Regions from separate parts of the Homo sapiens genome. Here region 2 is linked to region 1. A link is an interaction called in ENCODE POLR2A ChIA-PET data of the cell type or tissue named here. Cell type or tissue: A673. All regions are shown on one strand.

Evidence for each region. Peaks named below come from ENCODE experiments on the same cell type or tissue, not always from the same donor. Only the 100,000 strongest peaks of a DNase experiment are listed, where the experiment ranks them.
Region 2: POLR2A ChIA-PET joins it to region 1 with 5 read pairs; 2 of 35 experiments call an interaction of 5 or more read pairs at or near these places.

Annotation. Positions count from the first base shown.
Region 1 is chr9:13,062,798-13,066,797 of GRCh38, forward strand. No RefSeq gene overlaps it. Among named protein-coding and RNA genes, the nearest start is that of SNORD137, 92 kb to the left of the region's middle. In A673, no CTCF peak of the experiment used is centred here; a DNase peak (open chromatin) is centred at 2,064; H3K27me3 peaks cover 234 bases.
Region 2 is chr9:12,724,529-12,728,528 of GRCh38, forward strand. All of the region lies in intron 3 of LURAP1L-AS1 (LURAP1L antisense RNA 1), which reads right to left. Among named protein-coding and RNA genes, the nearest start is that of TYRP1, 33 kb to the left of the region's middle. In A673, no CTCF peak of the experiment used is centred here; no DNase peak of the experiment used is centred here.

The DNA.
Region 1 (4,000 bases):
TACTGCTGCTCATGTCTTTCCCACCGCCATGCCTTCACTTCTATTACTGTCCACTTTTCTCATCTTCATCCATCTACAGTAATACTGTCCAACAGAGTTTTCGGCAAAGATGGAAATGTTCTGTGTTTTCCAACATGTCAACCATTAGCCACATGTGACTAGTGAGCACTAGAAATGGGGCTAGGTGGCTGAGAACCTGAATTCTCATTTCATTTAATTTTCACTGATTTAAATTTAAATAGCCACATGTGGCTAGTGGCTAATATATTGGACAGTGCAGCTCTAGATGATATCATCATTAGATGACTAGTTCAAAACCCACTCTTTACAGGATAGGGCTCATTAAAATCACCTCAAGAACTTTAAAAAAAGAGAGAAGCCCCCAGTTTCATTTGCAGATTTTCTAATGGAATTGGTCTGCCGTGAGACCTGGCAATGAATATTTGTAAAAGGTTTCCCAAATGATTCTAACGTGTAGCCAGAGTTGATAACGATTGTTCCAGAAAACATGTCAGGCTTCCCATTTCTCAATACTTGCTTGATACTTCTGAACCTCTGCACAATAGTCTGAATCATTGTATCTAGCATGTCCTTTTACTACTAGCTTCAGTTTTCTTCATCAAATTGTAAACATCTTTTCTTGTTTTGTTCACCGACATGACATGTCCTGAATAAGTTTTTAGTGGCTGAACTTCTTTCACTTATTGTACATATTCTTGAGTTGAAAACTATTCATGTCTTTGGATTTGATAAATCCTAAATGAGGTTAGGCTTGTGTGGTTTTCTATTCTGTCTTTAAAACATCACTATTGGTTGTAATTAGTCTATTAATGAAAGATGTCTATGCTAGGCTGTAAGTTCCAGGAGAGCAAGCGCCATCCCTGTTCACAATTGTATCCCTAGTACCTAATCTGACACATAGAGGAATTGAATGACTTATTGTCTAACAAATACTTTAATGAAAGAAGTACTTGAATAGATGCACTTAAGGTAACACCCGTGTATTGCCTTGTTGATGAAAAGTGAGCACACTTTCAAAAGATCAAAATACAGACCATCTGCATCTTGAGGTCGTATGCATGTTTGTGCATGTGCATGATATGTGTGTGTGCATGCATGAGTGTCTGTGTGTGTGCATGGATGTTTTGTGTGTATGTTTGAGATACATGATTATTATGAGCATCCTTAAGAGGATCCAAAACTTGCTGAGTATTCCAAAGGATCTCTCAGCACCTCTTGGTTCTGCACAGCTGGTAGCTCTGCTCTCCCTAGCTATAGTCCTGGGAAATATGGTATTAATACTGAGTGAACAGATGGTGTAGGGTGTGTTACTTAAGACAGTTTTGCCAGGAGGTAAATTTATGCTTTATAAATGTACTTCAAAACTATGCTATTTGATTTAATCACTTAATGCAAAGACAGCTGCATACTATATTTGCCTTAACTGCAGTTATATGGGTTATCTGCCAATCTGTTAATTATAGTATTTTGAAAGACTTCAGGAAAAAAACAGTAATTATACAGATTGGGGGTGGAGGGGAGGAACATTTCTGAAGCCTAAATTCAGACATTCATTCCCAGCTAACACAAACTTATTGAAGACTTAGAAAACCTGTTAAGAAAGTGGGAGTAGATATGATGGTTTTCCTTTGAAAGGGACTTACGTGTGTGTTCTCACTTTGCGTCAGTTATCCTGGATAGTAACTGCCAGAGAGATGGGAGTTGAGTGATATTTCAACAGGACAGAACTCCAATCTACTCACACTAAGGCCTTTCAGCAACTGCTCAAGCCCTTAAAATTAAAAGAAATGAAAGGAGGAGGTTCAAACATGCCCTTGACTTTTTTCTACTTTCCCATAACCTGCTTGTTCCCTGAGTCCTCTGTACTTAAATTTTCTCTGCAAAGCTGTTGCAGCAATGATTAAGCATGTTTAATTAATACACTATCAGAGAAAGGGAATATTTTAAGCTTAGTCTGACAGCTTCCTTTACTTGCTAAGGACTAAATGTCACAAACTTGTAGGAAAAGTCTGGCCCATTTCCCCTATCCCCTGGGAATTCATGTTAAATGAATTTCATTGTCATTTTGAGAACAAGATTTCCTGTCTGTGGGCAGTCCCAGGATTAAAGTGTTGAATGGGATCCAGGTGGTAAATCAAAGAATTCTGGAAAGAACGTTAAAGACTATTTGGTCAAAGTCTCTCATTTGACAGGTGAAGAAACTGAGGATGCAAATCCTTAAATGATTTGCCTTCTGAAACCAGTTAAGGAAACAGAGTGACTTTCACAAGGCACCCTTTTCCATCAGTATAGGCATTTTTCACATGCATCCCACTGCCGACTATGAAGAGATAGAAAATAAACGGAGGGATCAAAGAGTTTATTTTCTTGTGCTAGTTCAATACATGACTGAGTGGAGCTACATCTAGGCAAAATGAGAAGACAGTCATAATAGTAATAGCTCTTCTCATTGATTTCCCATGGCCTCCACATTCCACAGCAGCCAGGGCCATCCACTTTGAGAACAGTGCCCATGGGGTGGAGCATCGCAGCCTGAGAGGTCATCAGCTGCCTACTATGTGCTAGCCAATGTATTGTGTACTTTCCCAACATCATCTCAATTACAATATCTAGAAACCTACAATTCAAACATTATTTCATGCATTTCAGAGAGGAAAACTAGCTTTCAGAGTGTCGATGATTTTACACAAAAAAAGGAAGAGAAAGGAATCAAAGACTCTCACTACAGAAAATCACCAAACAGCAAAGGTAGACAACAGGACAGGAAGAAAGGAAAAAAAGATCTCCCTACGGTAACCAGAAAGCAAAAAATTACAGCAGATGCAGAGGTTGAGTAATTTGCTTCAAGCCACACAGGTAATTTCTAATGGAGTTCCATATTTAGACTTGGACTTACAGATTCAGAAGGTGTTGCCTTCCCAAGAAAATATTTTTTTCTTAATATCTTTTTTCCAAAACTGGCTAAAAATACTTCTTCCAATCCTCTGAGGTCCTATTACTGAGCCTGTTCAGTACCATCTTGCAGCCTGTTACTCCTAGGTTATCCTCTGCACAGCAGTCCATCTGATGGATATCTCATCTTCATGGATAGGCTCTATGGAATGTTCAACAAACCTCAACTGATAACCTGATATGTGCTTAAACCAGGTCATCAAAGCAGCCACATAGGTCCCAACTCTTTCTCTGCAGGAAGCACCCATTTTGAGAATATCCTGGTCATGTTGATATGAAGCTGCTTATCTGACCAGAAGAGTCATTAATTTCTTCTTGTGTTAGGCAGAAAGAGAGAATAATGCCAAAGTTGCCAAATGGAGGAAGAATTGGAGGGTCAGGTTTGGCTTTTGGTACCTCTCAAATCGTACTTAAGTGACTGCCCTACTTAACTATGGAGGAGTGTGAAGGGACTTACAAGTGGTCCCTAGGATTTCCATTTCCTTAAGGACATTTAGATCAAAATTAGGACAATGGTCATCACTTTGAGCCTTTGGATCTCTGCTTTGGGCCTTTTTTATAGAACAGAGGCAGATGTTTTATTAAATTTCTTAAATGCGTGCCTATGTGTGATTTCAATTTTCATGTTTTGTGGCAGCATTTTTGATCAATATTCCTTGGCTGCTATCTATTTTCTCTGTTCCTTTTCTGACTTTTTAAATATCTCTAATTAAATATATATAATATATATATAAACCTTATATATAATATATAATAAACTTTAGTTAACTAGTAGAGGATAAACCTGCTTCTGCTTCACTCAAAGATAACTTTATATATATGTATATATGGTTTATATATTACATAATTTGCATCAGTTATCCTGGGTAATAACTGCCGGAGAGATGGGAGTATATATATATGTGTGTGTATAGATAGGTAGATAGATAGATAGATAGATAGATAGATAGATAGATAGATAATCTTTGAGTGAAGCAGGTTTATCCTCTACTAGTTAATTAAATAAAGTTCATGCATTGGAGACAAG
Region 2 (4,000 bases), 340 kb before region 1:
TTAAACTATGTTGTGAAGGATTGGACATTATGCAATTTATAATACATTTAAAGTATCCAGCACAAAGAAGAAACTGAGAATCTGGTGACAATAATAACTATTAGAGACAGTAGGAGGGGTCAAGAAATGGGAATTTCATCTGGTCTTAAAGTTTAAATATTTTAAGCTGCTTTTTTTTTTACTTCAATAGACTACTTGGGTTTGGATCTGTTTCCCCCACGTTTTGATGTATGTCACCTAAGCCTCATTTTTCTCAGCTATAAAATAAACCTCTAGCAATCCATATTAGGTAGCCATAGATGAAACAAGAAACCTGCGTGTGTGTGTGGTGTGTATGTGTGTGTGCGTGTGTGTGTGTGTGTATTTAAATAAAAACATGACTACGTAGAAAAGTATCCCTTTTTAATATTCCTTAGTATTCACCTTGTCCAGTTGGTTGCTGGCTAGTCTAGCTAGCAGACTGCTTACCACTTCTATGGTTGGAACACAAAAGCATAGGGAATTGAATATCTGAACAAATAAATATCTCCCCCAATAAGTAATTAATTCCTAAAATTCCACAGTTAAAGATTCATTCTTTTGATTTAAAACCTTTGACACCTGGTAAACACATGCTTAGGCAGGTGACTCTTGAAGTCTTATTTGCATCTAAGTATGAGTGATCTTACTAGAATCCGTCCCCTTAAACAGATTTTGAAAAGAGGAGGGTGGAGGAAGTATAAAACCTCCAAAAACCTTGAGGGGGATGGATAGGGGTTTGGGGGTACACTAAGTCCATCTTTTTTTTTTTTTTTTGAGATGGAGTCTCGCTCTGTCACCCAGGCTGGAGTGCAGTGGCGCGATCTCGGCTCACTGCAAGCTCCGCCTCCCGGGTTCACGCCGTTCTCCTGCCTCAGCCTCCCCAGTAGCTGGGACTACAGGCGCCCACCACCATGCCCGGCTAATTTGTTGTATTTTTAGTAGAGACGGGGTTTCACCGTGGTCTCGATCTCTTGATCTCGTGACCCGCCCGCCTTGGCCTCCCAAAGTGCTGGGATTACAGGCGTGAGCCACCGCGCCCGGCCTCCATCATTTTATATATACCTCTCAATCATGCTGAAGTTCATTTCTAAGTACATTTATTCTAATGTTATAGATAAAATGGAGCTCAGAGAGGCCAAGTAACATCAAGTAGCAGAGATTTTATTCAGAGGGAAATATGTATGCCCAAATTATATAAAGTCATGCACCACATAAGAACGTTTTGGTCAATGACAGATGGCATATACCATGATGGCCCCACATGATTATAATAGAACTGAAAAATTCCTATGGCCTAGTGACATCATAGACCTCTTAAGGTCTTAGTACAACACATTATTCACGTGTTTGTGGTGATACTTGTGTAAACAAATCTACTGTGCTGCCAGCCATATAAAAATATAGCACATATAATTATATACAGTATATAATACTTGACGATAATAAACAACTATGTTATTGGTTTATGTATTGATTATACTATACTTTTTGTCATTATTTTGGAAGGTACTCCTACTTATATAAAAAAAAGGTTAACAGCAAAACAGCCTCAGAAGAAGGCAGTGTTATCATAGGAGGTGACTAACAGCTCCATATGTGTTATTGCCCTAAAGAACTTCCAGTGGGACAAGATATGGAGGTAGAAGGCAGTGATATTGATGATCCTGACCCTGTGTGCCTAGGCTAATGTGTGTGTTTGTGTCTTAGGTTTTAACACAAAAGCTTAAAAGTAAAAAAAAAAAAAAACTTAAATATTTTAAAAATAGTAAAAGTTTTATAGAATAAGGATAAAAGGAAAAAAGATGTTTGTGCTTTTATAAAAATATTTGTGTCTTAAGATAAATATTATTACAAAAGTCTAAATAATTTTTAAAAATTGAAAAATTAATTAATTAAAGTTATAGTTAGCTAAGGTTAATTTACTATTGAGAAATAAATTTTTTTTAAATTTCGTGTAGCCTAAGCATACAATATTTAGAAAGTCTACAGTAGCATACAGTAATATACTAAGACTTCACATTCACTTCACATTCACCAGTCACTCACTCAGAGCAACTTTTAGTCCTGTAAGGCTTCATTCATGCTAAGTGCCTTTACAGGTGTACTGTTTTACAAATATTTTATACTGTATTTTTACTGTGCGTTTTCTATGTTTAAATACACAGCTGCCTACAGTATTCAGTAGAGTAACGTGCAATACAGGTCTGTAGCGTAGGAGCACTTGGCTTTATCATATAGCTTAGGTGTATAGTAGACTAGACCCTCTAGATTTGTGTAAGTACAGTCTATGATATTCACTTGATGACAAAATTGCCTAAAGATGCATTTCTCAGAACATATTCTCATCATTAAATGATACATAATGTAGTTCCAAAGTTCATACTATGAGACCAAGGTAATACTGACTTTATCAGCACAGTTCTGTGTTAGATACTCTGCCACTCCCATTTCACATTTCCACAAGGCTGACAGGTTATGGATAATTAAAGGAAAGAAATTGTTTAACTAGGAAATCCTTGTTAAAATGGCAACCCTGGGCTCATACCTGTAATCCAAGCACTTTACAAGGCCGAGGTGGGAGGATCACTTGAGCCCAGCAGTTGACGGCCAGCCTGGGCAACATAGTGAGACCCCATTTCAAAAAAAAAAATGGCAACCCCAACTTTACAGCTCTTATGCATACATCTAGATTTCTCCACCTTATCATTCCACACATATAAATACGTTTAATATATGTAAGAAACGTGAATGTGTTTTAAATTCTAGCCTATCTTTTGGTAGTTATGAGTGTTCATAGAACATACCACAAGTAGTAGTTACTTTCTGAAATTTTCTTCCAACAAAAGTTATTTCACTTGTTATCCCAGCTGTTTTCTTTCCTCACTAACAGCAACTAAAATTTTAGGTAATGTTGTGGAGAAAGCTAAAATGATACTATAGTTTCTTTCTTTACAAAATTAAATATGGAAATTGAAAACGACCTCTGTTAATAGTTTCCAAAATTTCACTGTCCCAGCTTGACATAACTACTAGCATTTTTCAAAAGCGATGGCTCTATCATGAGGTTTTCAGCATTTTTGTCACTGTCTTGACAGATGGTAAAGTGCATTTCTACTAGCAAAAAGGACAGAAGAAAAGACATCAAAATTTTTAGTAAGCAAATAATGTTTCTTAGTGCAATGCCAGGCCAGATCTCATAAATCATCTTTAAAAATCAGCCACTTTGCTGAAATTCTACAATGACGCAGGACCTGTTCAGTCATCATGATCCCTAACACTCTTTTCTTATTTGTCTACAAATATGGTTTTCTAAATTGCTTTCTTTAGTCAACTAATCAAATAGACTATCAAACCCCTTTCTTAAGTAAAGAATTTATAGAATGTGGCAAGGGTTTTATTTATTTGTTTATTGCTTCAATTCGTTCAACAAATAATATATTACAAGCTTACTGGGCATAAGGTACTAGGAGTTTACAAATATATGTAAGGCGTGGGTCTTGGTCCCTAAAAATGTATTATATAGGAAACTTGAATATAAAAAACAACTCATGTTTAATAAACAAGTCCCCAAATAACCTTGTTGTGTTGAGCCCCACCAAGTCATATTAAGAGTCAAATGTCTACAGGGACCAGTAGGTAATAGAAATGAATGAAATGCATCGGGAAACACCCTTTTAAAAGGGCAGCTACCACTCAACCTAAGCTAATTGTTATTATCCAAACATTTGTATGGGAGAAAAAATATATCTTCCTTCTACCCATCTTAGTTTCATTGCCTGGCACTCCTGTAACAAAACAAAACAAAAAGAAAAAAAAACAGATATACAAGATAAAAGGATAATTTACTTAATATAAGTTTTACATGACACAGGAGGCTTCACAAGAAAACAAAGACCTGAGGAAATTATTAAGCCTGTGTGTTTTTATTCTAGATTTGATGAAGAGTGGACAGTAGTGGAGAGATATGGTAGGGTGAACG